Regions from separate parts of the Mus musculus genome. Here region 2 is linked to region 1. The links are chromatin loops, found by intact Hi-C in ENCODE. Cell type or tissue: gastrocnemius. All regions are shown on one strand. Each heading gives the region's core, and the rest is flanking DNA. Links, peaks and the distances in the headings are about the cores only.

Region 1 (15,660 bases), core at 7,661-15,660:
GCTTAGCAGCCCACAGAGAAGCTTCATCTTCTGTAAGCAAAATTCGTGTTCCAAGTTACAGAATCCGACAGCCAGGAACACTTATATAATAATCTGCCTTTATGGCAACAAATTAACTTAGCTCAGCCTCAGTTTTATACACCTCCATGATGGGAGGAAATGACACAGGGGCTTTGTAAAGTCAGTAGCTGACATTATCACAGTTTCTTTGCTTAATTTAATCAGATTTCTCCTACAGAGTCCATCGTCCCTCGATTCGGTTCTACACCTGTTCCTCAGTCCAGGATAATGCCACACAGATTCGTATTTCAAAGTTCTATAGATCTTTCTCCTGGAATATGAGACAGGAAGAAAAATTGATTATATGAAAGGTGAAAGTTGACCATAAACAAACAAACAAAAAAGAACATATAACAGTTGGGGTCTTGAGTTCTTCCAAGAATCCACATGCTTGGGTAGTGCCACCAGCAGAAGACCATGGCTGTTTCAGGATATGGAGCTGAGTAATGAAGTCCTGAGATCACTGTGGCCGTGACACCTCAGGGGGTTTTGAGGCCAGATCCCTTCCCCTTTTCTGCTTCTTGGTCACTGAAAAGTGGTTTTTACTTTATTTTATTTTATTTTATTTTATTTTATTTTATTTTACCTACCAAACACTCTGGTCACCATGTGTTGCCTCCAGTTTGGAAGCCCTGCAGCCAGTTGATCTTGGACTGGAACCTCCAAAACAAAACTCTTTCCTTTCATCATATTATGTACAACAAATGAACCCAGAAGGTAAACAACACTCAGCTCAGCTCTCCTCACCCCTCCGTTTGCTGAGATCAAGCCCCTTGCCCTGGCTAGTTGGGAAAGCTGTGAGCCTGATGTCCTAGCCAGGAAGTAGTCCTGAGATGCTCTCAGTGGCAGCCTGAGACTGTGTGCTTGTCTTCAAGGTGGTGATGTCTTAACCTGTTAGCTTTCTCAGGTGACAACTTTCAAGTTTACCAAAGTAAATCAAAGAAGATTTCAGCAAACATCATGGGTTACTACTTTTAATGGAAATTGAGGGAGATATATTTCAATTAAAATTAAATTTTGATCAGGGCTTATTGGAGTTTTATTTTTATCCCAATTAAAATAAATGCTTTGATATTAGTTATACCTTTTTATCATATATGTTATCATGTACACATTAACAGAGAATAAAAGTGACAATCTTTTTTTTTTTTTAAATTCTTTAGTCTAGTAAGTTTCTTTCTTTTTTTTTTCCATTTTTTATTAGGTATTTAGCTCATTTACATTTCCAATGCTATACCCAAAGTCCCCCATATCCACCCACCCCCACTCCCCTGCCCACCCACTCCCCCCTTTTTGGCCCTGGTGTTCCCCTGTACTGGGGCATATAAAGTTTGCAAGTCCAATGGGCCTCTCTTTCCAGTGATGGCCGACTAGGCCATCTTTTGATATATATGCAGCTAGAGTCAAGAGCTCTGGGGTACTGGTTAGTTCATAATGTTGTTCCACCTATAGGGTTGCAGATCCCTTTAGCTCCTTGGCTACTTTCTCTAGCTCCTCCATTGGGAGCCCTATGATCCATCCATTAGCTGACTGTGAGCATCCACTTCTGTGTTTGCTGGGCCCCGGCATAGTCTCACAAGAGACAGCTACATCTGGGTCCTTTCAATAAAATCTTGCTAGTGTATGCAATGGTGTCAGCGTTTGGATGCTGATTATGGGGTGGATCCCTGGATATGGCAGTCTCTACATGGACCATCCTTTCATCTCAGCTCCAAACTTTGTCTCTGTAACTCCTTCCATGGGTGTTTTGTTCCCAAATCTAAGGAGGGGCATAGTGTCCACACTTCAGTCTTCATTCTTCTTGAGTTTCATGTGTTTAGCAAATTATATCTTATATCTTGGGTATCCTAGGTTTGGGGCTAATATCCACTTATCAGTGAGTACATATTGTGTGAGTTTCTTTGTGAATGTGTTACCTCACTCAGGATGATGCCCTCCAGGTCCATCCATTTGGCTAGGAATTTCATAAATTCATTCTTTTTAATAGCTGAGTAGTACTCCATTGTGTAGATGTACCACATTTTCTGTATCCATTCCTCTGTTGAGGGGCATCTAGGTTCTTTCCAGCTTCTGGCTATTATAAATAAGGCTGCTATGAACATAGTGGAGCATGTGTCCTTCTTACCAGTTGGGGCATCTTCTGGATATATGCCCAGGAGAGGTATTGCTGGATCCTCCGGTAGTACTAAGTGACAATCTTCTTAATACTTTCTAGAACTTAAGGACCATCCAGAGACTGCCCCACCCGGGGATCCATCCCATAAACAACCACCAAACCCAGACACTATTGCATACGGCAGCAAGATTTTGCTGACAGGACCCTGATATCGCTATCTCTTGTGAGGCTATGCCAATGCCTGGCAAATACAGAAGTGGATGCTCACAGTCATCTATTGGATGGAGCACAGAGCCTGCAATGAAGGAGCTAGAGAAAGTACCCAAAGAGCTAAAGGGGTCTGCAACCCTATAGGAGGAACAACAATATGAACTTACCAGTAGCCTTCCCCCCCCCCCCCCGCCGCCCCCGAGCTTGTGTCTCTAGTTTCATATGTAGCAGAGGATGGCCTAGTCGGCCATCAATGGGAGGAGAAGCTCTTGGTCTTGCGAAGATTATATGCCCCAGTACAGGGGAATGCCAGGGCCAGGAAGTGGGAGTGGGTAGGTTGGGGATCAGGGCGGGGGGTAGAGTATAGGGGACTTTTGGAGAGGAAACTAGGAAAGGGGATAGCATTTGAAATGTAAATGAAGAAAATATCTAATAAAAAATTAAGTGAACCTTAAAATTTTTCTATAAAACAATAAAGATGTTTCTGTAAGCACAGAGGGAAAAAAATTCCAGCTCTTGTTTTTCCTCATCCCTTCCCATTTTAAACCCTGATGATCCCACTTTTCCACACAAATCCTCCTTTACCTGCTCTCAAGGCATCTGTAAGATTACCTTGCCTAGTGCTAGACTTCGGCCTCTGGGGATCTCTCCTCACCTATGGTACTATGGAAATGCATCAACAACTTCATTATAGCTCCTGCTTGACATCAGTGGACAGCTGTATATTAATGTCAAAGGTGTGAGAGTCTAAGACAATATGTATCTTCCCATTGGTAAATTCTAAACCAGCTGTGATTGGTAAGATCAATACATTTCCAATATTTATGTTCGATGCAAGAAGTTAAAATGACAAACAATCACAACACTTCACACTTATGTATAGTTTTATAGTTTCGAAAGCAATGTATACGTATTATCTGACATGTGTATTACAATTCTGGCCTAGAGCAAACATCATCAAGAACATATTTTTTTCTGGTGGTATGTTTTGTCTTGTTTTTATTTTTATTTTTACAGATATGTCAATGCTATTATCCAGAAGATATATAATCACATGCTTTTTATTTCTTCTGCTCATGATGGGAGAGACTATATTTTTACCAAATCCTTTCTCCCCTCTTCCTTGGGCACAACTGTTTAATCTTTCCCACCTCTCGTGCATGGCCATATGAGGACTGCATGTGAGCATGTATGACATACACTGCATTCAAGCTTCTCCCAGAAAACTGTCTTGTGTGGTTGCTGGACCAAGCTGACTCCTGAAACTCACTGTCACAGTTCTACTCCTTGTGAAGCTAAAACTACACAGAATTCCTGAATCCGGTTTAATCATTATAGAGAGACAATATTGTTCCCATACAGTGATAATGTGTCATACATTTGCTTAACATTATAAAAATAGCCCTCACCCAAAAGAAAAGACAAGTGTTCCACAGAGAACGCAAAGGCCTTCAGTGCTATTATTCTATATACTACCCTGTGATTTAAATTTTATAATATAAAATAAAAATTAAGTAAGTACTAATTAGAGAAAGACAATACATTTCATCATACATGAGATAAGACAAAGGGTTTTGCTTTACACACACACACACACACACACACAGAGTCACTCACACAGACACCGACACCCAGACACATAGATTCAAAACTAAATAGGGGAAAACATGAGAGTTGCCCTCTTCATTTCCTGCATCTGGTCATGGGGTTAGAGCTGGCTGGTCTTTATAGCTACCCGCTTCCATTGTCCATCCCTTCCTATGTTTGGGTTTAATTCCCAGCAGGCTGGGACATGGTACTAAGAATGTGACTCCATGGCACCACATTAAACAGTTACATGAAGAAGAAATAAACCCACGTTTTTCTCAGCCACTGAATTTTGGCACCTCTTTGTAGCTGCGCCTTGACTAACTTTTACAAACACAATGGTTCTGGTTGGAGTTTTCCTTTCATGCTGCTTGTGTTCCGTATGTGACAGCGACTGAGAGAGAGGAAGGAGCTTGTGTTCTGTCAAAAGCGTGTTCAGCAGCTAGTGAAAGAGAGCCAAGTTGTCTCTGGTTACATACCAAGTGTACACTAAGTCAACGGGCCCTTGCTTACAAAAAAATACTGGAGCAATTGGATAAAATGTATACATCACTGCAAAAATAATTAAAATATGCATAGATATTCTGCCCTCAAGCAGGTGAGGGAAATGTCTGCCCCCATCAAGTGCAGGTTGGACCTAGAGAATTCCCTACAGAATGCAACGTTGGGACAACAAGCAGGGGCAGAGCCATTTTGAAATAGAAAAACCAGAAAAGCCGGGTAGTGGTGGCACACGCTTAGTCCCAGCTCTGAGGAGACAGAGGGAGGTGATATAAAGATCATGAGAAACAGAGTTTGAAAGCTTCTTATTGCCATGTGGATACTGTGAGGAGACCTGAAAACTGTACTCTTTGTGGAATCCTGGTGGAATTCCTGATTAGGGAAAGGGGTCTTCAAAATGCATGTAACAAGTTCAGAGGCCATATTAGTCGAGATTCTCCAGAGGAACAGACCAGTGGAATGGTTATGCCCCATGAAAGAAAATGTAGTATTGACTCACATATGACACATTGGGTAATCCAGCAATGGCTGTTGCACAGTGATGTCGCTGAGAACCAGGTGTTCTCTGTCCAGGAGGCTGGATGTCTTAGTCTCATTCTGGCAAGAAGGCCTTGGGGGTTCCTGGAGCAGGTATCAGTTCACACTGTGAGATTGTGAGACTAGCTAGGTTCTTATGATAATAGCTACAGGATAAAACTACTCACCTGCAAAGAGCAGCAGCATGGGTTTTCCTTACGCCCTTTATGTTGTGGCCACAGCTGGAAGGGGCTGCCAGTGGCAGGGCAGGCTTTCCAGTGGTTCCTCCCTGCCCCTGGATGCCTTCCCAGACAACCCAGAGGTTTTCTTAGGTGGTTCTAGATCCAACTGGATTGTCTATTAAGTTTAATCACCAGAGAGAACTACTACGGCTTTATTTCACATAGTGTATACTTCTTGTTAGGTTTTTTAGTTTGTACTTCTTTTGCATTGTGAACTACATGTCTTTGAATTTGAACAATAACATTATGTGAGTGATCATTGTGCGTTAATCCCAAAAATGATGCTATTATAGTTTGTTTATAGTCACTAGTGGGGACATCAGTAGACACTTAATATTCTTTAAAGATAGAGATAAAAATATAAGAATTTTCTATAGCTATCAATCACATCTTTTAAAAAGATTTATTGATTTTCATTTTATGTCTGTGAGTGTTTTGTCTGCACTACACATTTTCACCACATAAATGTAGTTCTCCATGGAGACCAGAAGAAGGTGCCAGATTTCTGGGATCTGGAGTTACACATGATTGTGAGCTGCTGTGAGATGCTAAGAACTAAACTCTGGTCCTCTGGAAGACTAGCCAATGCTCTTAACAATTGAACCACCTCTCCAGTCCCTAGGTGTAGAGTGTTTTAAACTAATTGCTGAGTATTTTATTTCAGTTTTAGTATTTACAGTAGTAATATCTATAGATAGATGATTGACAAATAAAAGCAGGTTAAATAGAATACTTTAGAATAATATGCAATCAGGTTAAAGACATCACTGAAAGAATGCACTGCCTTTGGTGGGTAAATGCTTAAATGCTGAAAATGGCTAGACTGAGGTCATAATTAAATTGTCTGGGAGAATCAGAATCTCACTGAAGCTAAAACAAATCTCTTGCTTCCCTCTGTTGCTGTGATGAAACATCCTGACCAAAGCAACTCAAGGAAGAAAGGGTTTATTTTCCCACACAGCTCAGGGGCCAGCCATCCATGGCGGGAAAGCCAAGTCGGCAGGAGCTTGAGTCAGCTGGTTCCATCGAATCCCCAGTACAGATGCAGACCACACGTGAACATTTGTGTTCTTTCTTTTTAGACAAAGACCCCAGCCAGGGAATGATGTCATTCGTGGGTGGGTCATCCCACCTCAGTTAGCCTAGTAAGACAATCCCTTGCTGGGACACCCAAAGGTCTATCTGTAGAGTATCATCAAGTGGATGACTGAGACCACTCATCATGTCAAGAATTTTGATGGTTTCACCTGGGAACAAGGGAAGAATAAGACATGACCATGTTTCAAATTTGAATATCACATTTCCCCTATTCATTGAATTTATAAAATTCCATTTTTTCCCTCTAAAACATATCTTTCAAAAAGCTGTTTAAAATCCAGGGCTCCCCATCTCTTTGCCATTTCTTCTTCTTGCTCTTTCCTTTCATTTACTTCTCTTCTCTAAGAAGCCCTGGGAAGGTGGGGGATGATCACATAAAGCTTTGAGGATTTAGGATTCTGTGCACTTTGCTGTAATCTCATTGAATATTGACTTTGGAACTGGGTCATGGGTAGAGGCTGGGGCAGCTTTGAACTGAAGATGAATATGATGAGATCCTGTGGGGTCTAGGGAGAGCCTGGAGCTTCTCGAAGGATAGCAATATAGATAATAAATGAGGTTCTGATGAGATCTCAAATGGACCCGAGGAGCCAAATATTGGATTAACGTCCACTTTGTTGTAAAGTCTCAAAAACAAAAATTGCCTGCACTGTGTCTAAGCTGTCGGACTTCGTAAAGCACAGAGCTTTAGAACAGTAACGTAGAATATCTGGTAAGGGGAGATTCTGAGCAGTAAAACAGTCAGGCTTCTGTGTATTTACTTTTAATGTCTTCAAGGAAAAAAAAGAGATGACAAAGAAATAACTTAAAGATGAACTTATAATAAAATGGAAAAGGCAGCCAGAAAATTTGGAAAGTCCTCAGCCTGGTTTTATGCTAGAAACGAATTGTTTCTTCATTTAACCTCTTGCTTAGGAGATTAGCATGGCTTGGAAGGCATCGCCAGAACACTGGAGGATTTGCCAAACATTTCAGAGACCTTCAAGTGTGCCTTTACCATTATAGACCTAAGCAGTAGGTGAGAAGAATGGCTTTAGGGCACTGACCCAGGGCTCTCTCTCCGGGTACTCACTTCACCTGAGAACCTCAGAGCTCTGCTACTTCCATTCCACCACCATTCCAGCTCCAGCTGTCAGTTCTATGAAGTGAGACCCCATCCACTGCTCTGGAGAGGAGCCCCACACAGATGGTGCACATTCTGCAGGTTTGTAAAATGTAAGAGCTGCGAGGGCGTGCCTTTGTCCTCATGGATTTCAAAGAATGTCACGATGGCTCAAAGGCCCCAACAGAACCTAGATACAAGGACTGAGCTTCTATGCAAAGCCCTTTCTAGGGCGATACCTCTTAGAACCGTCTATAGTTTAATGACGTAACAACTGTAACTCATTGAATGGATTTCTAGTACACCAGTTTTCTGCCTTAGAAGTATCCATCATGGTCTGCCATGAAACCTATGCCGGTCTTGACTGTTACATTTTATAGATGGGAAACTGAGGCTTGGGAAAGTGAGCCATCTGTGATCCATACATTTGGTGATCCAGCTCTAGTTTGAAAGGAGTCCTAAAACAGCAGCACCTGGTGTTCCGCCTCTGTTATCCCCGCCCACAAGAATGTCTACACGGATGGAAATCTAACACCGTGTGGCAGGATATAAAACCAAACCACAATGGCAAGCACATTAGTGAGGGATGCTAGGGTCCTGTCACAGAGAGTTATGCTCCTCAGGTGTTTGCTTATTTAGCCCCTCCTTTTAACAGAGGATTTTTCTTTCTATAACATTAATAATAACTTGATTGAAGAAAAAGAGAATAACAGTGAACTAAACCTATCATATTTAACAACCCATAGATGAGTAGGTTTGAGATCTCCTAAACTCTCACTTAGCTGCTCTGTAGAAAAGATATCGAGTTGAGCAGGTTTTGTATATAAACGTAGATCCCCGAAATGCTATATAGGAAGGTATCCTAAAGTGGGCAAGAAAAAGACAGATAAAGCAAAACAGAGTCTTCCATAGAAGTATTTCACTTTAAAACACAATCAAGTAATTATAAATCTTGAGCAGTGATTTTTAAACAGTATTTTATTAGACAGTAACTCGATACTTTAAAATTTTATTTAATCAGTATACCCAAACAATGTATCTTAAAAAGATTTTCATTTGCTACTCTTATTGAAGTAAGTCATACTGATAGCCACTTGAAAACCTCCCAGGACTGCTGAATCTATGATCTCAGTCAAAAATTGGAGACTATGTTAACCCAGAGTAAATGTGTTCTGGAATCTTCCATATTACATCATCATGTGTGTCTGTTTATGTGTTGTGACCACAAATAACTACAGGTTTATTTTGTCTTGTCCAGAAGAGGGGGAGGAACATCCTTGATAGAGGCTACTCTGTGTAGGAAGAGGAAAAGGCTGATGCCTAAAAGTCCTTCAAAGGAATCTTCTAGAGCCTCATACCAGATTTGGGAGGGCTGCTTGTGCCTGACTAATCCTGACACAGGGGTGATATCATCCAAACAATGTCTAGCTCAATGGATGCAAGTTCCATTTAGTGGCTCCTGTGCTACACTGAGTTGAAGACTTGAGACACATCTTGGTCACACAGATAAGAACTCGGGAAGGTCAATGCTTACCACCCTCTCTCCAAACTTAAAGCTTGGATTTCAGATTTAAATCCCTCCATAAGAAATTAGAGTTCTGGGGAGTATGGGTGGCAGAGGAGGATGGGGAGAACTAAGGAAGGGAAGGAAGGAGAGGGGAGAAGGAAAAGAGTGGAAAAGAGGAAGGGAGATTCTCTTGACCTTGAAGAGACTAGCTCTCTGTTGCCAGAAAATCTAGAGGACATATTCTTGGGAGCATTTCATTTTATTTCTGGCAGTAAATAAAGCTCCCAGGGAAAGATACTACTTTATCTGGCCTAGTTAGTATATTAAATTACACTATTTCATCCTCTAGTGGCCTGAAAAAGTTAATTTACCATGTGAACGTCAGGAATGCTAAATACGTATATCATGTCCCGGCCTCTTATAATTTCTCAATAAGCAAACAGTGTGTGTGCTTTCTTTCCTTTTTTTTTTTTATTAGTATTTGCAGAGAGCAGGATAGGAGAGGAGGCTGCCACTGTCTGTTGGTGATAAGAAGGCAGATGTTAAGTATGGTGTCATCTCAGAGAGGAGCCTTGGTGTAGGAGCCCTCCTACACTAGCAGATGCCAGGAAGATAAAAGGACAGAGACATACGGAGGGAGTGCCACCATTCTAAAGCCCTGATGGCTTCCTGTACTCCATCACCTCTGTGGTGCATGGCCCTCTATCTCTCAGTTCTTCCCTGCTCCGGACCCCACCCAATCATCTGAGACGGTTCCCTCTTCCAGGGCTCTAAGGGGTTAACTAGAATGGATGGATTTAAAACTTCATTCTTCTAGATACATCAGTTGCCTACGGCACTAACATAACTAGGATCGGTTTAGAAATAAAATATCACTTGCTTAATTTATATAATGGGGTTCAAAAGGAGGGTCAAATGCTTGACTTATCTTTCATATGTAAAAAAAAATGTTTATTGTACTTTCCAGTGTCAGAAATGCAACTTCTGAAGGTGGATGCATTGTATGCATTGCTTTTACAAGATCAGTAAATCAGTTCATAAGACCCAAACCCCTTGGTCAGTTCAGATGCAAATATACTTGTGCTATACGGTAAAACTGGAACCCTTTTATAGGCTGTTCAGTGTGTCTTTGGGTTCCAGAGACGGCTCAATGCATAAAAAGTTCCCATTACTAGGCATGATGAAATAGAGATAAGGTTTGGCAAAGCACAAGCATACAACACACACACACACACACACACACACACACACACACACACACACACACAAACACACACACACACGAAAAAGAAACAGAAAGATCCTACTAGAATTAAGAGGTAAACAAATGAAAAAATAATGGATAAATAAAATAGAAATGAAGTTCTTTTATTTATCTATTTACTCAGATGATTTGTTACTAAGTTTCTGAGCTAATATTGTGCTATGTGGGCCAGGCTGACCCTTCAAACTTGCTCTCCTCCTGATTAGAGGCATGTGCCACCACATCCAGCTGATACATGAAATTTCAAAAGGACGTTTTGGCAAGCTAAAATGCCCGGCTAATTAATAACTGACTAGAAGGCACTGAAAACTGAAGTATTAACTTTAAGAATTCTATAGACAACAATGACTCTTGAGAAATCGCCTGTCTGCGTCAACTGTCAAATGCTTGAGGTTTTTTGTGGTTTTTTGTTGTTGTTGTTGTTGTTGTTGTTGTTTGTCTGTTTGTTTTTTCTTTTCAGTGAACTTCGCTCTAGTCTCAGAATTCGCTCCTTAGGCCAGAAGGAGACTTCTAGACTTTCCCCCAGAGGGCTTCATGAGTTGAGGCCACATGACCAGGTCCTCTTCTGCCTCTCTTCTGGGCCCCATTTACCTTGTTTTGTCCCACAGGGGGAAAGAAATGAACCGTCAGGTGAGACCCAGCAGGGGGAGTGGGAGAGCTGGCCCCGTGGCCCTCTGAGCGTGTCCTTGGGTGTGAGTATGGGTGTGGGGCAGCTGGGTGGGAGCAGCGTGCAGGCTACCAGCACCAAGTGGTGTGCCTCTCCGGGGGTGTGTGCAGAAGGCTCCAGGATAAATAGGAGGCTCCCAGTTCTGGGTGACACTGGAGCCCGCTGGCTGCCCGCCCCGGGTGTTTCCCTGCTCTGTAGGCAGGCTGCCTGCTGCTTAGTTTCGCTTCCTCCTGGCTCAGGGATTAGTTTTCAAGCACCCTCTCGGTGCCAGGGCCCAGGAAGGGCATAGAGAAGGAACCTGAGGACTCATCCAGGGGCTGCCCTGCCCCTCACAGCACAGTTGATGGACCCAACAGCCCCGGGTAGCAGTGTCAGCTCCCTGCCGCTGCTCCTGGTCCTTGCCCTGGGTAAGTGTTCATTCTGAGAGCTACAGATCAGGAGGAAAGTCATGGGGGCTGGAGTCCTGTGAACCTTGCTGAAAGAGTGAGCTGGTGAAGTTAAGATCCCGCCTCTGGCTTGCACCTGTTGGAGTCTTCCCTGGGTATACTCGAGGCCCAGGGCGGCAGGGATCCTGCTGCCTGCTGCTGGGCTGTGCTCAGGTGGCACCTTGAAGTGCCAGGAGCAGAGCTCGCGGAAGGTGCTGGCAGGGACCCGGGAGGTGCTTAGCAGGTGCCTGAGATGGGAGGAGACTCTCAAAGGAAGAAGCAAGGGAGTCTGCACCGAGAAGGATACCTGCAGAAGGCAGAGGCGGGCATTCCTAACATGCATGGACTGGAGAGCAACGTGCTTGTGTGTGTGTGAGTGTGTGTGTGTGTGTGTGTGTGTGTGTGTGTGTGTGTGTGTGTGTGTGTGTGTGATGAATCCTCCTAAGCTACTGGTAGTCTCAAAAGCAGTCCCGTCTTCTCTCCTCTCTCTCTCTCTCTCTCTCTCTCTCTCTCTCTCTCTCTCTCTCTCTCTCTCTCTCTCTCTGTCTCGTTCCTGGAAAACACACACAAACACACACACACACACACACACACACACCTTCTCTCTCCCTTTTCTTTCTTCCATTCGTGTGGCAGGAGCTGCGAGGGAGAAGTCCTCTCTTGAGAGCTTTCTGTGACTGTTTTTCGTTCAGGACGAGAAAGCAAAGAGAAATGAAAAAATACCAAACGGCCTCACTTGGGACCTTTTGCTTCCTACTTTGAAAAGTCAGGAGAGGAAATACATCTCTTTATTTGGAAAATTAGGGCCTGTTGGTTGAGAACTCCTGGATGTCCGCAGAAGCAAGAGAGGAGAGGCGGCTCCCTGGAAGCCAGAGCTGTGGAAGCAGAGTGCAGCTTCAGGTGGCATCCTGCCCTCTGCCTCTGAGTAGCAGACGAGAGGACAGCCTGGTGGGAGAGCCCAGCCATCTCCAGACCTCTGCTTCGAGGTCCTTGGGGGTTCTGGAAGGGAAGGGTGCTTTCTAGCCTTATGTGGAATCTAAGAGCATTGAGACATTGTAAGGAGAGGGACCTCTTATGTGTCACCGTGCTATATTATATACCTTCTCTCAAGCCTGGAGAGGGCTAACAACTGTAAAAAGGGACAAGATTGTTTATCAAGGTGTAAAAACAGATAATATAAGTGAAATTTTTGTTTGGCTGTGTCTCCAGAACTAGAGAGGCAGATAAAATGCTTGTCAACCTGGTGGCAGAAGGACTGCATGTAAGGTCCAGGTTAGAGAGGAAGGACTGGCTTAGCCTACAGTGGAGGCATGTCACCTTAACCCACTGTAGAGTGATGTGAACCAAGAGGACATGAGATGGAGGTGTAGAGGAAGTGCTGAGACTATTGTCAGTATCACTTAAACACAGCTGGCACTCACATCCTCTACCTTGTCTGGATTGCCCCCCAGCCAAGATCTTCTTCATCTTGGTATAGTGAACTATATGCTAATGTATACAGGAAGCAGGCAGAAGAGTGGTCCTGAGATTCTTAGGTGTGGTTCTTGCTTTATGTTGAGTTGGGAATGCCAAAGTGACAGGGAAAAGCTCAGACAAGCAGAGAAGGGAGAGCTCCATGTTGAATATGGAATGATGAGAAGTCACACAGAAGATATGTGTGGGTACTGGGAGAACCTGAAAGATGGGAGGAAGTCGGGGTAAGAGTGGGGAAGGCAAAAGCCTCTAGTGGAGGGATGCTGACTCAGCAGTAATTCTCTCCTGAAGAAAGAAGCAATTGGCTTGAGAGAAAGTGTAGATTAGGGAGAATCAAAAACAAAACCAAACCAAACAAAACAAACAAGCAAAAAACAAAAATAAACACCCCAAAACAAATCCAAGACAAGTTAAAATATCTCATCAGAAATCAATAAGCAGTTAAGCAGACTCAGTTACAAGTCATGAATGGAGGAAGTAAACAATGAATCAGAGGAGATAAAACCGGCATTAGGGTGCTGTGTGGGAGGGGAAGGGACAATGGGCTAAATGGCTTGATTGTCTTGAGTGTATGAGTTAAACATGAGCTACATTTCTGGGCCAGAGGGAGAGTCAGGAAAGAAATGATTTTTCAGGGCTGATGGGCTTTACCCCCTTAACTGTCAACCACTCTATTCTATAACCTCAACCTGTCCAGAAAACAAAACAAAACAACCAACTCAATCCTCTCACCCAGTGTTATAATACACCCAGGGAAACCTAAATGCGCAACCTCCCTAATAACTGATGGCTTAGGAGACCAGATTCTGTCTCTAGATCCCCTTGCAAAGGGCCATGGGATATGATTTGTTGACATCACTGTTTCCATTAAGTATTCCTCCTTCTATCAAGGCAGGCTTGTGTGTGTGCGCGCGCGCGACACACACACACACACACACACACACACACACACACACACACACACACTGTAAGTCCCATTCCTAATTTAAACCATATGTCATTTTACTTTTGCAAAAACTGTGAGCAGTGTGATGTGAGGTGACGTGACCTTCGTGACAGTGAAAAGAACACTGCACACTGTCACTGAGCAGATGGGAGACCTGGCTCCATCCCTGCTCCTCCATGTCTCTGGGATACCTGTAAGCTATGTGCTTCTTGACGTCACTGTCTTCATTTGTACAATGAGGAGGTGTTGTGTCAATGCCACATTCTTCACATACACAAACAACTGAAATAAAACATGATCAGTTAGGAATAGCATATGCTTTGTAGGTGCAGATGCAACAAAAGAAAAAAATATATATGAGATGCTCCCTTTAGGAATTTTATGAAGGAAATTTGAGTTGGAGATAGAAAAAAAGAGGTATACCACAAAACAATTAGTTTTATAAGATAGACATAAATTTAACACATATTGTAAATCTATATGCGTAAACATGTATTTATCTATGTGCTTAATATCCCTTACATACATCGAGTTGATTTTATTTTATTAAAACTATCCAAAATCGTGTTTAGAGAATCACTGGAAATCTTGACTTCCATTTCTCATTCTTATGCTCTTGTTAATCAAATTTAGCTACTAATTCTAGTAGTAGCTGATCAGGATCTAATTCCCATGGCTGAGAGGGCACCATTCAAATAGAGATGTTAAATACTGCTTTTCTTTTCTTTTCTTCTTCTTTTTCTTTTCCTTTTCTTCTTCTTTTTCTTTTCCTTTTCCTTTTTCTTTTTCTTTTTCTTTTTCTTTTTCTTTTTCTTTTTCTTTTTCTTTTTCTTTTTCTTTTTCTTTTCCTTTCCTTTCCTTTCCTTTCCTTTTCTTTTCTTTTCTTTTCTTTTCTTTTACCCTAACATTGTGTTTTAGTCCCACCTTTTAGAATTATAAGAGATAATATGTAATGAAATCTATGTCCTATATGATTCTTTAAATGACAAAGAAATGAGTTCTCACGTGCCAAAAGTGGGGAACACCCTGGAGTGATTTTATTCTGGACTCTGTTTGCATTCGCTTGCATGCAAAGGCAAACCTTGAGAACCTAAATCTAGTTTGGGTGACTCTTGTTTCTTGCTAACTTTAGTGCTCACAAGCCAAACTGAAAAGGAAAGCAAATATGATTGAAAAGAATGTACTTTCTAAGGCTAATGACTGTATCTTAAAGAAAAGTCTCTCAGTAGCTAAAGTGAGTCTTTAGTAGTGAGAATGTAAAGAAATAGAGTTTTTTTTTTTAGATGGTTGGAGAGAGATGGGGTATTTAATCTGAATTCATATCAATTAAGTAATCTCCTAGTTTGATTATCAGTTGTTAAGGTCAACTGACCATAAAATACTTGCGTTCATTCTTTACATTTTTGAAGGGTATGTAGATTAGATTGTTATTCACTGATCTGTGGGTTAATGGCATGAATTACAGAATGAGTTTGGAGAGCCCAGTAGTGTTCACATTCAATTTTCTTGTTTTGAAAGTCTGGTATGAATTCCATAAAGGAATGGGTCAGTAATAGAACATTTGTATCTTTTAAAAATTCCACATTCATTATTTGGCCTTCTTTGCTCATGAAGGGTTGAATAGAGAATTCCTGGCATAAAATAGGAATTAAAAATGATTAGTTAATTGAATGGATAAGTGCACATGGCTGCTGGTGAGCATGTTCCTACCAGAAAGTCACAAGTCGAATAAATCTTTTGATTTCATGTTGCAAATCAGTGGCCCATAGGTCAGGGATGCGTGGTTTTTCATCCCTTCCTATGTGAGCTTGGCACTGCAGGTATGAAAGAGCCTTCCACAAGAAAGGCTTTCATTTTGCAAAAAGTAAGATCATTTCTTCTGTTCTATGTTGAAAATTCAAACATACTGTGCATGTCTTATAGGTTTGGTTCTAGGGAAGATTTGA
Region 2 (16,775 bases), core at 4,872-12,871, 79 kb after region 1:
CTCTCTTTCCAGTGATGGCCGACTAGGTCATCTTTTGATACACATGCAGCTAGAGTCAAGAGCTCTGGGGTACTGGTTAGTTCATAATGTTGTTCCACCTATAGGGTTGCAGATCCCTTTAGCTCCATGGGTACTTTCTCTAGCTCCTCCATTTGGGAGCCCTGTGATCCATCCAATCGCTGACTGTGAGCATCCACTTCTGGATGGTCTCTAGATGGTCCATCCTTTCGTCACAGCTCCAAACTTTGTCTCTGTAACTCCTTCCATGGGTGTTTTGTTCCCAATTCTAAGAAGAGGCACAGTGTCCACACTTTGGTCTTCATTCTTCTTGAGTTTCATGCATTTGTATCTTATATCTTGGGTATCCTAAGTTTTGGGCTAATATCCACTTATCAGTGAGTACATATTGTGTGAGTTCCTTTGTGGTTGTGTTGCCTCACTCAGGATGTTTTGCACTAGATTCTGTCATTAGTGCCTCTTCCACTCTTGAATGTTATGCACGTGAAGAGCAGATATGTTTTTTTTTTTTTTAAGTTTGGTAGTTTGCATGTCAAGAGGAGGTACCAAGACACTGGACCCAATGAATCTCACCTGCACTTAAACAAGTTAAAAACTGCCAGATATTCGTCATTGAGAGCATCACCACACTGTACTGACTCTTGAGACAGCCATAAGGGGTCAGCGTATTTTGCATGAGGAGAAACAGAAATAATTGAATCCAAAGTGAACTGGTAGACAGAAAGAAAATACCATAATATTGATCTGTTTGTCCCATCAAGAGGGGGAATTTATTTTAAATCCTTAAAAATAGATTTATGCCTAGGAATATAGATTTCTCCTTCCAAAACTCATGCTGAAATTCTATTCCCAACATAAAGATGCTGAGGTGTGGTGGTGTCTTTAAGATGTGGTCAGGGGTAGAAAAATTGCTCTTCCAGGACTGGGTTAGTTCTTATGGGAAAGAAGGGGTTTTTTGGGTGGAACTTGGTTAATTATCTCAAGAGAAGATTGATATAGATTGATATAGGGTGAGGATGCTATTGTCCTTGTCTCTTTGCATGTGCTTCCTTGAGGGCATGCCTTTCTGTCATAGATATGATAGAGCGTGAGGCTTCCACCCAGAACCACAGATTTGGTTGCAATCTCCAGAACTGTGAGCTAAGTAGGTTTTTTTTTTTTAAATAAATTATTCAGTCTCAAGCATTCTGTCACAGAAACAAAATATGTACCAAGACACTCTGTGGTTTGCTTTGGCCAATGAGAGCATTTAAATACAGACTTGAAGAGTTCTTGTACGTTGAGCCTTTCTCTATTTTACTATGCAAACTTCTGTGTGAGAGAGAAAACATGGACTAATTTGTAGGGTAGTGTGGGGCAATGGGGAATACACAGACAGGCTGGTCTCCAGTGGAGCTGAGGTGTGGAACCCTGGAGAAACCCAGTGGTGATAATTCACCTACATGGGACGGTAGGCGTTCCCTCATATCTCCTGGAACCATGGCTTCTGTTGAAGTTACCACCCCCACAGCCCCCACAGGAGAAGCCTGTGGCTAGTAGTCACATAGACAATATCCCAAGCTTCTGACCTTCAGGTTAGATGCTGCCCAGTTACCTAGCAACAGTAAGATAACAGCCCACCAAAAGAAGGGCTGCTTGGCCCCACCTTGTTCTCTCCTCCTCCTCTCCTCTCACTCTCTTAGTGTCTCTTACTTCCTAGCCTTTCCTCTTTCTCTCTCTCTCCCCCTTCCCTCCTCTTGGCCATGGCCAGTCTCTCAATCTCTCTCTCTCTCTCTCTCTCTCTCTCTCTCTCTCTCTCTCTCTCTCTCTACCTTCTCTCCTTTCTCCCTGCCTTTCTACAATAAAGTTTTAAAACCATAAACTGTCTCTGTTCATCAAGGCCCACTGTGCTTGGACTATGGGTTAGGGCTTTCTCTTAATGAGCTGTTTCTAGTCTCCTGTCAGAAGGTCTTCTTGTGCTCCAACCACTGACCAGACTTAGTACTCTTGCCTGCATGGGAACCTCTCTCCCTCTGCCCTCTCTCTCATAACCTTGGGGCCGAGAGTGTCACCCTGGGGCCCCGGGTATGGGGGATGCCCCTTGTCCACTCCCCCACACATACCCCGTCGAGTGGTGTCAGTGGCTTAGATGCCCAACCTGGGCCAAGTGGAAAGCATCTGGCAGCCTTACCGCCTCTGCCTGCCTAGAGCACAGGAGGAACTCTGGCCAGAAGCACACTTTCACCCTCCCCTCTTCCCCTACACCCACTCAGCCCCACAGCCTGCAGGGTGGGATTTCATATGAATAAAGTCCTATGAATCTGAGCTCCATTGTCAATGGGGTTATTTGATTTTCTGGAGTCCACCTTCTTGAGTTCTTTATATATATATTGGATATTAGTCTCCTATCTGATTTAGAATAGGTAAAGATCCTTTCCCACTCTGTTGGTGGCCTTTTGTCTAAACAAAGAATTCTCACCTGAGGAATACCAAATGGCTGAGAAGCACCTGTAAAAATGTCCAACATCCTTAATCATCAGGGAAATGCAAATCAAAACAACCCTGAGACTCCACCCTCACACCAATCAGAATGGCTAAGATCAAAAATTCAGGTGACAGCAGATGCTGGCGAGGATGTGGAGAAAGAGGAACACTCCTCCACTGTTGGTGGGATTGCAAGCTTGTACAACTACTCTGGAAATCAGTCTGGCGGTTCCTCAGAAAATTGGACATAGTACTACCAGAGGATCCCGCAATACCTCTCCTGGGCATATATCTAGAAGATGTTCCAACTGGTAAGAAGGACACATGCTCCACTATGTTCATAGCAGCCTTATTTATAATAGCCAGAAGCTGGAAAGAACCCAGATGACCCTCAACAGAGGAATTGATACAGAAAATGTGGTACATTTACACAATGGAGTACTAATCAGCTATTAAAAAGAATGAATTTATGAAATTCCTAGGCAAATGGATGGACCTGGAGGGCATTATCTTGAGTGAGGTAACCCAATCACAAAAGAACTCACACAGTATGTACTCACTGATGAGTGGATATTACTTCAGAAACTTAGAATACCCAAGATATAAGATACAATTTGCGAAAAACATGAAACTGAAGAAGAACGAAGACCAAAGTTTGGACACTTTGCCCCCTCTTAGAATTGGGAACAAAACACCCATGGAAGGAGTTACAAAGTGTGGAGCTGTGACGAAAGGATGGACCATCTAGAGACTGCCATATCCGGGGATCCATCTCATAATCAGCTTCCAAACGCTGACACCATTGCATACACTAGCAAGATTTTGCTGAAAGGACCCAGATATTGCTGTCTCTTGTGAGACTATGCTGGGGCCTAGCAAACACAGAAGTGGATGCTCACAGTCAGCTATTGGATAGATCACAGGGCCCCCAATGGAGGAGTGTGAGTGCCTGACTCGCCAGCAAGAACGACGCCACAATAGGATCCTTCTGCACACGTTTATTGGGCGAGCATTGACTGCATAGGCGAAAGACCCTGAGCCCAGAAATGGTGCTGCTTATATAGGCCTAGGAGTGACGTGTCCATACCTGATTGGTTATGTTACCAGTACCTCATTAATATGCGTCGGGCCAGGCAGTGACTCGGCAAAAAAAAAAAAAAAAAAAAACAAACTCTTATGCACATGCGCACATTGGTTGTTTACCCATAATCATGGGCGGTGGCCAGTGGTAGCCAGCGCCATCTTGTAATGGCATTTGCGGCTTCCCACAGAGGAGCTAGAGAAAGTAACCAAGGACATAAAAGGATCTGCAACCCTATAGGTGAAACAAAAATATGAACTAACCAGTATCCCCCGGAGCTTGTGTCTCTAGCTGCATATATATCAGTGGAAAGAGAGGCCCATTGGTCTTGCAAACTTTATATGCCTCAGTACAGGGCCAAGGGCCATGGCCAAGAAGTGGGAGTGGGAGGGTGGGGAAGTGGATGGGGGAGCATGTGGGGACTTTTGGGATAGCATTGGAAATGTAACTGAAATAAATACCTAATTAAAAAAAAAAAGGAAAAAAAGTCCTATGAATCTTAGACAATGCAGAGGATTGCTAACCAGGAGAAAACTTTGGGTTTAAAACACAGGCTTCAAGGCAGAGTCTTCCTCACTGTTTTATTGCTGTGAAAAGTCATCATGTCTAAGGCAACTCTTAGGAAAGAGAGCATTTAATTGGGGCTTGCTTACAGTGTCAGAGGTTTAGCCTTTGATCATCATGGTGGGAGGATGGCTGCCTGCAGGCAAGTAAACCATGTCATAAGCTATGGGGGTGGGTGAAGAGAGAGAGAGAGAGACAGAGAGACAGAGAGACAGAGACAGAGAGACAGAGACACAGAGACAGAGACACAGAGACAGAGACAGAGACAGACTTTGAGCTTAGCATGGCTCTTGAAACTTCAAAGCCTTCTTCAGTACCATATTTCTCCCCAAAAGGCTGCATCTAATCCTTTCAAATACTGCCACTCCCTGGTGACTAAGCATTCCAAAGTATGAGCCTATGGGGGCCATTCTTATTCAAACCACCGCAGACAGTATGTTATGCCAAACTGTTCAGGTATTCCCAGAAAGGTGGGAGCTTGCCAGGAGAGGGTTTCGTTTGTTTCCCAGTAGCATAGTATAGAGCAGCATTTACTAAAATAAGGCACTCATCTCTGCGTCTGAGCCTCTCGGCTTTTCCATCTTCTGGTTCCAACCAACACATAAGAGCAGCTGCAGAAGTCCGGAAGGGGATATGATGTGTATCTGTAGTCATCAGGCCTTCCATGGAGGGCTGGATTGTGAGACAGTGTGGTAAAGGAAAAGTAGAGGGCACCACCCACACCGACCTGCAATCACACCTGGGAGACTGTCAAGACCGAGTATGAATGAAGCAATAAGAGGCAGCTGCATTCATTCATCAAACATTTATGAGGCACCACTTCTGGGCCAAGGAAGGCAGTAGGAGTGTCCATGAGGGAACTGTAACATTTCCTTAAAAATAGTGCTATCTAAAGCATTGGCTGTGCTTTGATGCCCCAAATAAAAGGCTGGATAATTAGGAACAAGTTGAAGAAATAGAAATAAGGCATGAACTGGAACTAATTTCAAATATATCTGACCGAATGAAAATTTCACATGAGTTATTTCTAATGAACTTTCAAACACTCTGATGTTTGGAAAACATATCCAGGGAAGTTAATCTTGTATCTTGCTCATTTTAAATACACTTACAATATGGTAACCAATATAAAGACTTTTAAAAAATTATTATCTTTATGGGTCTCCATATCATTTGTTTTTGCCTCTTGATTCAGAGATATAATTGAAGGGTTCTAGTAGACCAGGGCATGGCAAACATGGTGCTGGCATGTATGGTCCTTGCCCCTGTCCCCTGCCCCTCAGTCCCCTGTCCCTTCTGCCATATTAAACTGTTAGATCACATTTCTAAAACTAGCCCCCAAGGTTCATTCCCTTATTTCGCCATTTCTGCCTCCTGAGACTGACCACCAAAGTCCAGCTATCAAACTACTAAAGCTCAGCAATCAAAAACCCCTTTGGCTCACCTAATTAACATGTCCAATCAAAAGTAACCAACTCATCCTAACACAGGGTTTCCCCCTTTCCCTTTATAAACTGCCATTTGCCTATGTGCCACATCTGTCTCCTCTTTATCCAGAGGCAACCCTTTGTCCCTCCAAAACAAATATGCTTCCCTGCCTTCCTTGTTCCTTTTCCATTCTTTCTTGTCCTCTCTATCCTGTCTTTGTCTCTTATTCCTGCCCTCTGTCCCTCTGGGGCAAATACATCTCTTTTGTCCTGAGAAATTGGTCTGGGTGTGTCCTGAGCCACTCAGGTCCTATCAATTTCTTTATTACTATTGAAAGAACTTGAGAGATTTACGCAATGTAGTCAAAAATATTATTAAGACTATTTTCATGTTGGAATCTTGGCCATTTAAATAATTTTGAAATGTAAATTAGAGCCAGCGAGATGGCTCAGTGGATCGAGGTTCTTGCTGCCAAATCTAACTACCTGAATCTGATCCGTAGGCAGCACCTGCAGACTGCTCTCCCCAGTGACACTTCCCCCAAATAAATAAGAACGCATAATAAAGTACATAAATTAAGGTGTGCTCTTTACACCAGTGCAGATATCATTTAGCTGTGATGGTGACAAGGAGACTTCATGCAACCCAGCACTCCCTGCTTCTCTTTTCATGGATGCCTTTATAGGAGACACATAGTATGGCATCATGGGTACTATGTGGCCAGCAAAGCTGGCGCTCACCTGGGTCACCTGGCTGAGGGCAATTTCTCCACAGCAAGTACCCTTCTGTTTATCTCTTCTTCATCAAGTTCTTTTGGAAGGAAGTCACTCAAATCCTACACACTAAATGTGGGGAGTTATGTTCCAGCTCCCTGAAGGCCGAACATATACAAGCATCATTTAATAATGTGTTCATGGTAGTATGGATTTATTTATTTTGTGTCTTATAGCTCAAGGCAATACCACTCCATTTATTTTCTGTGTAAAATTGTGTAGCTTTAACTAGTGGGAGCTTTCCCATTTGCATGTGTGTCCCTTTGATGTACCAGAGGAATAGAAGTTGAGTACTCAGTATCTTGGGTCAGAATTAGATTTTATACCTCACAGTGTGAACACATGTGAGTTTGTGTCCCACTTTCTCCTTGCACAATATGGAGCATGTAAAGACTGTAGCCACCATGGCTGGACAGGAACTCAGAAATCTTCAATTCTAGGTTTTTTTTTCCTTTAATGGACAAATAAGAAACTAGAAGTATTCAGAAAATTGGATTGTCTAAATCCTCATGTTTCTTGAAGGTGAAGCTAAGTGCAAATAAAGTTTATCTCATTAGGGATGGTTTTAAAGTAAAAATGAACATAATTTAATTTATATGTATATACGTGACTGAAATATATGACCATAAAATAGGCAATTTGAGATTATTCTTTCTACTTTTACATTTTACATCAAGGTGTAATTTCACTTACGTTTCCAGATTATGACTTTTGTTTATAAAAACAGATGATGTAGAATATTAGTGTTTTCCATGTTAAGATTTTTATTTGATCTAAGTTTCAGTTAACCACAATTGACATTTAGCTCTTAGTTTGCCTGGGGTTCATCTGAGTAGTCAGTAAGCCTGCTTGTACCGTGATGCAGCCCTGAGTACGAAAAGATTAAAATCTGGAGGGACAAGCCAGGCAAGGCCCCTTGACAATCTTGGTTTGGGGGACAAACCTTATGTAAATAACCTTCGGCAGCATTGATGACGACACAACCAGGGGATACAATTCCTCTGTTTAGAATGTTTTTTACTAATGAAAACATATTTTATTAAATGAAAACATACTAAAGAAAGACCTCCTTGGCCAAATGATTCATGGAGTTAAAGGTGACATTAATTCTAAATAAACTTAAGCTGAGAACTTGCATTTTTTGCACTTATTCAAAGAGCAGCAGACCGGATATGCATCTTAGATCTGGCTTTGCTAGCTGAGTGTCCTTTAGTAAAACATTTCACCTCTCTGGCCTTCAGCTTCCTCATCTGAGGATCTGAAGGGGAGGTTTTGATGTCACTGATGATCCTGCCTGGATGACTCAGTTGTCATTTCTAGATCATTGCTTATAGGTATTATACAAACTGTGGAATAGTTTATCGTTATTTGTATTTATTTGTATCCTGAATCTTTACCCCGGCTTTCAGAATGCAGAGAACACAATGTTACTGTCAGAACTGGGGATGGCTTTTGATCTATTGTATAACTGTCATATCATTATCTACTGATGATCATTTCATCAATGGCATGGAAGACTGCACAGATGGCCTGCATTTTGGGGAGAGAGAGAGAGAGAGAGAGAGAGAGAGAGAGAGAGAGAGAGAGAGAGAGAGAGAGAGAGAGAGAGAGAGAGAATTTTTGAATGGCACTTTGGAATAGAATTTTTATATAAAGTAGATGCTTTCATTTATAAAGGACATATCCATCCATCCATCTACCCATCCATCCATCCACCCACCCATCCATCCATCCATCCATCCATCCATCCATCCATCCATCCATCCAACCATCTGTTACATCCACCCATCTACCCACCCATCCATAATAACCCAGAAGGAAGAAAGGTAGATCAGACAAAATAGAACTTCTCTTGGACAGCATATCATGTCCTCTTAGGCTAGCCATGTAGGTAGTATATTTTTGTGCTTCAGCAGTGTGGTAGCTACTTTTCATTGCTATGAGCAAACACCATGACCAAAAAGCAACTATGGAAGAGTCTATTTGGGCTTACAGTTGCAGAGAGTGACTCCAGCCATTGGCTCTCTGAGATTATTCCACACTTCACTGCAATAAACTCATCTCTCATTCTGTGCTTTCCATGGATCTCAAAGACTGGAGAGCTGAAGGAGGCAGCATGGGATTCCAGCAACTGCCTCACAAGTCAAAAGTGAGACTAAGGCCTAAGCAACCTTGATTCGATTGTATACTCTGTGCAGGTAGATGTTGTCAAAAATGGGTTTTGTTTGAGTTTGTTCAGTTTCACTACCATAGGTACTTGAGTATGTCACACTCTGTGATGCCCTTTGGCAATCTTGAGACACTCTAGAAAGAACTAATCCAGAGCCATGAGGGAACTCACTTAGTGCCCGCAGCCAGCAAATCTTAGCACAGACCTGGGCAGGGTTAGTGTGAAAGAGTCTCCTTTGATGTCAGGCAAGCAAAGTGATGGCATATGCATTCATCTTAGAACAGAAATGAAAAAAAACCAACGTACAGTGTTCTTCCTTTCCCTTCTGTTTTCTGATTTTGATTGGAATTGTTGCTTTTGATAAAATTTTAAGACACACAGAAAAATCACTCGACAAAGCAACATAAAACAGATTTTTGACATTTTTCTGACATCACACATTTCAAAGTGAAAACTACTGTTTAAAGATCACTTGAGAGCCCTTGGTTTGCCAATAAAGAACTTACAGGTGGGACCAGTCACCTGACTCCCTTGGTCAACTGCACCTAATCTTGGAGTGTGCTCACCCAGGGCCCAGACTAAGTTATACAAGCTTCTAAATATTTCTTGGGAAAAATCATTAATCTTTTTGGCAGATGTCTCAGTGAACAACTGTTTGGAAAAAAAGGAAATGATTGTGGATTGTAAGCGAAGCCCACATTTTTTATTTGTGTGTTAAAATGTGATCAGAGGCATCAAGAAAATAGCAATTATGGTAAACCGAGTCAAACAAACTGTTATCTTCATCAAAAGCGCCTTTATATTTTCTCTGTAGTGTTCCTTCCGTACCTCTCCTTGAATGTAGGGGAGGGGTGATGTGTAGTAACAAAGCAATGGCGTTTCTCCCTAATTGCTAAGGATGAGAGAAGCTGTCATGAGTATTCTCTAGCAATTAGGGAATATTTCAGGCCCCAGAACACATCAAGCATTCCCATTCCTAGGAACTCCTACCTTGGGAATCTTCACAGCGGACATATTAAACTATACCTGTTTTACATGCCAGTTATCCTTTCTTGCTATGCAACCCATGAAATATTGTTTTCATCAAGTTGAGACTAGTTAAGAATGTGTCCTCTTATACTAATGAGCTATATTCTGTGCCAGTTGAACTAAAGATGTCAGTTTGGCACACTTATTAGTTTGCTATAGGCACCACAGCAAACACAGCAGCTTAAGTCTCTATTATTTACCTGTTACAATGCTAGAAGCCAAAAATCCAAAGTCAGTTTTAATGAATTAAAATCAAGTGCTTCCAAGGAGATCCTCTTCTTGGCTCTAGAAGCTTCTGGAAGGTGCCAGCTTGGCTATGGCAGCTTCACTCCTGCCTTTGCCTCCTCTCGTCTCTGCAGTGGCCTTCTTTTTGAGTATAAATAAACTGTGAAGCAACCTGAGAGTAGTCATGGGATGGAGACATGTAGTTTCCAAGAAGGCAATTCTATAATTAAATACTGTGTGGGGGAGCTTACATTATCTTAAGTCATTCCACTCAGACAATTGTGGTAGGATAAATGACATTGATTGTGGTTTTGTGATGTATAAAGGAGGCACTTCATTTAGGACATGATAAATCAAGATAAATAGTTACAGATAAATACATAGATGAAAACATTGACAGTCAATAATTTAGTAGACATACGTAAATATGTGATATTTTGTCTTTGCTTAAAAATCATTATTTTCTATATATTTTTCCCTTATTTAATTTTCATTTTATGTACATGGGTATTTTGCATGCTTGTATGTCTATAAATCATATGTGGGCATGGTGCTGTCAGAGGCCAGAAAAGTGTGTTGGACCCTCTGGGACGGGAGTTAGATATGAGACATAAGCTGCCCTTTGGATGCTGGGAATTGAGAAATGCTTTTAGACAGTCACCTCTCTGACCCCTTATAATATTTTACATAGTAATATTTATTAACATTTATTATAGTAAAACTATTCATTAAGTGGGAGAAAGAAATAAGCTTGAGACATTCAATATATTGTATCACCTTATATACTTATCTGGTTTAAGTTTCTTAATCTCTCTGCCCACAGGACAGTTTATTTTTTCTTAGTTTTAATTCATCATTACAATTTGGCTAATATTCTTTTTCTCATAGTATGTGTTTTAATGGCTATGGAACATGTATTCATGTATTGGTTAGAAATTCATTCAAATCCAAATAGAAGTGCTTGTCACAGGAGTGTCACCAGTCAGGATACTGCCTTCTCATTCAATAACAGCGTTGTTACAGTCACTTGGGGATGTCAAAGCAGCTTCTCCTGTCTTTCTGTCCCGCTATTCTTGAATATCAACTTCACTACTGCAAAATAGTTGCCCCAGCTCCTGATATTAATACACTCTTTCTAGAGAGAGGATAAAAGGGTCAATATGAAGGAGAATTCCTAACTAGGTCTGACCCTTAAAAAAACAGTCACATGTCATAGAAGAGTCAAGAGTAAGTTCTTAAGTTCTTAAGCCTCCCTCAGGTGTTTGGCTCCCCTGACCTGGATCCAAGTGGTGTGGGACTCCCTGTTTCTCAGTCTTTATAGAAAAGTTCTAGGATCTCAACCTTCCCAAAGCTGTGACCCTTTAATACAGTTCTTCATGGTGTGCTGAACCCAACCATAACATTGTTCCATTGCTACTTCATAACTTTGATACTGTGACGAATAGTAGTATAATTATCCAAGCTGAAGGATATCTGATTATGTGACCCCTGTGGAAGAGTCATTCAACCCCCATGAGGGTCATGACTCACAGGTTAAGATTAGGAGAAAGACATTGTAAATAGACTTGGATAGAAGAAACAAAATAATTGCGTTCTTCTGTTTCCTTGACAGTCCTTCCACACCGCTGAGCATGCTGGGAAGAGCACACCACAATCTCACTGACTCATTTCCTCCTCTTAAAGTTTAAGACCTCTGCTGCCTTCTTTACTGAGTCTGAATGGAACTCATGTTCTAGGCGCAGCATAAAAGGAGAAAAGAGCTTTCACACAAAATATGGGAGAAGAGCAACCCCAAAGGAGCCCCTAGTCTATAGAAAATATCAAATGTTGCTGGTTAGGAATTACAGAACCTGCTTAACCTGGAAGGTAGAGTAATTTCCAAGTGGTTAAAGCATGAAACCCATGAGGATTGCAGCTATTGGCTTTCCTACACAAACCCAGGAAAGTGCCCTTCCTGGACACTACACATTATTTCAGCCCCTGGAACCAGTTTCAAGACTGATATTGCTTTGTGAGTAATCACAGGTTATTGTCAGCCAAGCCTAGGCTTTTTCCAGCATCACAGCTATTTCAAAACTTAGAATTCTCAACTGCTTTCTCTGGTTAATTTTGTATATGGAATGCCTATGTGTGGCAAAGCTCTATGATCGGCGCATCTTGATCATAGATGTGGGGTGTCCTGCCCAGGGAAAAGTGCTGCCTATCTGGCTTGTCATGGGAAAGCTCGCTGACCCTTGTCCCGAATGACTCATAAGGTTGACTGCCACTCCTGCCCTGTTTGTGGTGTGACTTCCCATGGTGGATCTCTGAGCTCTGCAGCATGTTTGCTGCTCTGGAGATGTTAACGGTAGAATCGTGGGAAGCGCGTTGCTGAGGTGCGCACTGATTCCCAAGCGTTCATACCTCTCAGATGAGCCTGTGCTATGTACACCACAAAGGGTCATGCAAGTGCCTGAAGTCACGAAGAAACTTCTTTAGACTTATAAAATGGGAATTTAATATTTGTTCCAAAAGATGGTATAGTTTTCAAGCAAAAACAATGTGGGTTTTAAATTATCATTGACTGATCATTGAACTTTTCAAAATATCTGTCTTCCTGTATAGAAAACATAGGATAGTAATATACCTGGGGATAGCATGAGCATTCCTTGTATTATACCAAAAACATAGAAAATGTTAAGTGTTTCCAGTAGAAGCACTCACAGAGTTTTACCTGTACTCAGGTTCTCTGAGATGCTCCTCACTACCTGTCTTAATACGCAGACCCAACTATGAGGGATCCTTCTAGTGGATGGCAACTATATTCTCAAAATCTAGACTTGTATCTTGGGAGGGCTGTTGGTAGTGGGTGCATAAGAGGTAAGGGAAACTTATCCAACCATTTGAAGCTTAATTTATGCTCAGAAATGCAAGATATCAAGAAGCACACATAGAATCCACAGGTTAAGTTGTGCTATCTCAGGTCAAACTGATCAGGTTGAGCCATAAACGAGACTATCTATTCAACAGAGACTGATGAATTCCAACACGTATCAATAGTCACCCGGTTTACTCAGATCCATGAGCAGAAATCATGTGCCCACCGGTGCCAGCTAGTCAGATGCTCAGCTCTCAGTCCTGGGGCCCATCTTCTAGACTAAATGGAGAAGGAGATGTCTCTGCTGGAGAGATGCTATGTGCAGGTGGAAGGAAAGGACTGTCTACGACAGATGAAGAGGAAGCGCCAGATCTTAGGGTCCTTGTACTGAGTGCCATGTGAATCAAGCATGCTCACGTAAGATCTTTGATTTTTAAAATATTTGTGAAAAAGAGATGCAGCTAGATGAATATACTGAAAGTCTGACTGTGTTTGGTGATGGTGGCTTATGTTTCCTGGGTGCTGGCAGGTCTGATAGGAGACAGGATGATACCTCAGCAGTGGGCAGGGACTACCACAGCCAATGTAGCTGAGGCCTGGGGCTCCTCATTTGCATGAATTCCCTTTAGGTCTCTCTTCCCAATTTTATGTTTTATATATCTGCATTGTCTACGGTTAAAAGTTCCCAGAACCACAGAAGCTTCTGCCCTTTCCAGCCTGACTGCACCCTAGGAAGTAGTGAGATACAGTTAGCAGTAGGGGGAAGGGCAGATAAAACAGAAGGGAGTGGAAGAAACTGATCCTTGTGGGAGACTCAGAGATGAAGAGGTTAAGATCACAAATGTTAATGTGGGCTGTGGCATGATTCCTGGACTACACTGAGATGAAGTTTACCTTTATAAACAATATGACTGTATGACTTTATTCAGAAGTTTAGGAAACAGGGAGCTATTATGTGTGTGTGGACAGAGCAAGAGACAAGGTCCTTGTGAACAGGAGATGGAGAACAAGCAGTGTCAAGAGTTCAAATGGACTGAGATACAAAGGCTGTCTAGGGAGTGTGTAATATCCCCTGGTCCCTCAATCTTTGGAGACACTGAATTCTTACATTATATAATAGTTTCCTTTCCCTGTGTTTACATTCCAAAGAAGACAGATCTCATGGGAGAGTGCTTGACAGCCAGCTGTGCTCCCTTGGACCTTGGGATCCATCCTTAAATGCAACAAAAGCGATGAGATTAACGTTCATTCATTGGAAATAGAGTCTGATGGGATGGGCTGAGCCAAGACCCACTGAGAACACCCCCAGTACTCATCTCAGAGTACAGAGATCAGTAGTCATCCAAGTAGACAGAAAGGAATAATCAAGAAGATGGCTAAGAAAAATGAGGATAATGATTAATGAAGAATATCATTGTGAAGTAGGAAATAAATAACCTTTGACATTGCCTGAAAAAGAACCAATGTTTGAAAGTCAGCTTGGCGGCTTAGCTTTCCATAACCACCATGAAGCACCTGAGGCAATGAATTTAAAGATAAACAAGATTTATTTTGGCTAGTTTCTTAGGAAATTCTAGACCCAGACCGAATGGCTGCATTTGATTTGGACTTCGAGCAAAGGCAGCCTCTCATGATAAGTGTGGAGGTGATCAGAGCTGCCACCAGTCAAGAAGGAAGGGGGGAAATAACAAGGTCTTGTGGTCTACCCCAGGGGCATGTTTGCAACAGCCCAAAGATCTTTTAGGAAACTTCACATCTGAAGGCTTAACCCCCATGGTGTTGGGTATCTAGCCTTTAGCACATAGGTCCTTAGGTGTAGTTATCTGAACCTAAGCACACCAACCCCAGTCTAATCTCTTGTAAAATCATCCCATCTATTATGTTGTGGATAAGTTCCTGCTGCTGCATTTCTGGAGTAGTATTTTTGTTTACTTATAAAATTTTCATTTCTTGAGCAGGAAAAACTGGCATATACAGTCGCTGAAAGAGTATATTGCATAAGGCAAACGTTTTGGAGCAGAGACTGAAGGAATGACTATCCAGAATCTGCCCCACCTGGGGCTCCATCCCATATACAATCACCAAACCCAGGCACTATTGTGGATGCCAACAAGGGCACTTACTGGCAGGAGCCTGATATAGCTGTCTCCTGAGAGGCTCTGCCAGTGCCTGACAAATACAGAAGTGGATGCTCACAGCCATCCATTGGACTGAGCACAGGGTCCCGAATGAAGGAGCTAGAGAAAGGACCCAAGGAGCTGAAGGGGTTTGCAGCCCCATAGGAGAAGCAACAATATGAACTAACCAGTACTCCCAGAGCTGCCAGGGACTAAACCACCAAACAAAGAGTACACATGGTGGACTCATGGCTCCAGCTGCACATGTAACAGAAAATGGCCTAGTTGGTCATCAATGGAAAGAGAGGCCCCTTGGTCCTGTGAAGGCTCTATGCCTCAGTATAGGGGAATACCTGGGCCAGGAAGCAGGAGTGGGTGGGTTGGTGAGCAGGGGGAGAGGGGAGGGCATAGGAAGAAGGGATTTGTGGAGGGGAAACTAGCAAAGGGGATAACATTTGAAATGTAAATAAAGAAAATATCTAAAAAAAAATACTTAAAAGGAGCTCAGGTTCCATGTGTGTTATATTCTGTGTTATGCTTAGCCCTTGCAAGAGTCATATAAGAAATTAAACACACACAGAAAATGCTTTTTTTTTCAAATGGATGGATGGAATAAATAATTTTTTAATAAAAAAAGAAAAAGAAAGGAAGAAAAGGCCAATGACAAGCAGTTTGTCCACGGGGGGTGGGGGGAGGTGCTGCAGCCTTTGAGGTCCTCTGTAGCCAGTGAGGTGCCTCCATTCCCTTCTGTGCAAGTGAAAGCCCCTAGAGCAATTTCTCCCCAAGGTGAGCTGTAAGCTCTCTGGATGTGAACCCCTTCTCAACCTGATCACAAAAGTACTCAGGTGTCATTGACGGAGAGACCCTGCAGAAATCCCCTTTCCACACACTCGTTTCTTTACAAGCATGGGTAGATCGGCAACTAAAATTAGAGACTATTTATTTATTTATTTATTTATTTATTTATTTTCATGCCTATAAAGTAGAGTATTTCCCATTTTTAAAAAAAATTTTTAAATTAGGTATTTTCCTCATTTACATTTCCCAATGCTATCCCAAAAGTCCCCCATACCCACCCACCCCCACTCCTCTACCCACCCACTCCGCCTTTTTGGCCCTGGCGTTCCCCTGTACTGGGGCATATAAAGTTTGCAAGTCCAATGGGCCTCTCTTTCCAGTTATGGCCGACCAGGCCATCTTTTGATACATATGCAGCTAGAGACAAGAGCTCCGGGGTACTGGTTAGTTCATAATGTTGTTCCACCTATAGGGTTGCAGTTCCCTTTAGCTCCTTGGGTACTTTCTCTAGCTCCTCCATTGGGGGCCTTGTGATCTATCCAATAGCTGACTGTGAGCATCCACTTCTGTGTTTGCTAGGCCCTGGCATAGTCTCACAAGAGACAGCTATATCTGGGTCCTTTCAGCAAAATCTTGCTAGTGTATGCAATGGTGTCAGCGTTTGGAAGCTGATTATGGGGTGGATCCCTGGATATGGCAATCACAATCCTTTCGTCACAGCTCCAAATTTTGCCTCTGTAACTCCTTCCATGGGTGTTTTGTTCCCAATTCTAAGAAGGGGCAAAGTGTCCACACTTTGGTCTTCATTCTTCTTGAGTTTCATGCGTTTAGCAAATTATATCTTATATCTTGGGTATCCTAAGTTTCTGGGCTAATATCCACTTATCAGTAAGTACATGTTGTGTGAGTTCCTTTGTGATTGGGTTACCTCCCTCAGGATGATCTAAACAGCCCTATATCCCCCAAAGAAATAGAAGCAGTCATTAATAGTCTCCCAGCCAAAAAAGCCCAGGACCAGATGGGTTTAGTGCAGAGTTCTATCAGACCTTCAAAGAAGATCTAATCCCAGTTCTTCACAAACTATTCCACAAAATAGAAACAGAAGGTACTCTACCCAACTCATTCTATGAAGCCACAATTACTCTGATACCTAAACCACAAAAATACCCAACAAAGATAGAGAACTTCAGACCAATTTCCCTTATGAATATTGATGCAAAAATCCTCAATAAAGTTCTTGCTAACTGAATCC

Evidence for each region. Hi-C counts contacts between places; a loop is a spot of excess contacts. Peaks named below come from ENCODE experiments on the same cell type or tissue, not always from the same donor. Only the 100,000 strongest peaks of a DNase experiment are listed, where the experiment ranks them.
Region 2: a loop joins it to region 1, with 3 times the contacts of the local background. A loop is called at or near these places in 1 of 42 quality-filtered maps.

Annotation. Positions count from the first base shown.
Region 1 is chr5:91,398,275-91,413,934 of GRCm38, reverse strand. Btc (betacellulin, epidermal growth factor family member) reads left to right here and starts at 10,941. Exons shown (of 6, transcript NM_007568.5): 1 at 10,941-11,277. The coding sequence starts at 11,214. In gastrocnemius, for the core only: a CTCF peak has its summit at 10,848; DNase peaks (open chromatin) are centred at 10,966 and 11,493; H3K4me3 peaks cover 1,095 bases; H3K27ac peaks cover 1,296 bases.
Region 2 is chr5:91,315,156-91,331,930 of GRCm38, reverse strand. No RefSeq gene overlaps it. Among named protein-coding and RNA genes, the nearest start is that of Gm19619, 40 kb to the right of the region's middle. In gastrocnemius, for the core only: no CTCF peak of the experiment used is centred there; no DNase peak of the experiment used is centred there; H3K4me3 peaks cover 881 bases; H3K27ac peaks cover 2,903 bases.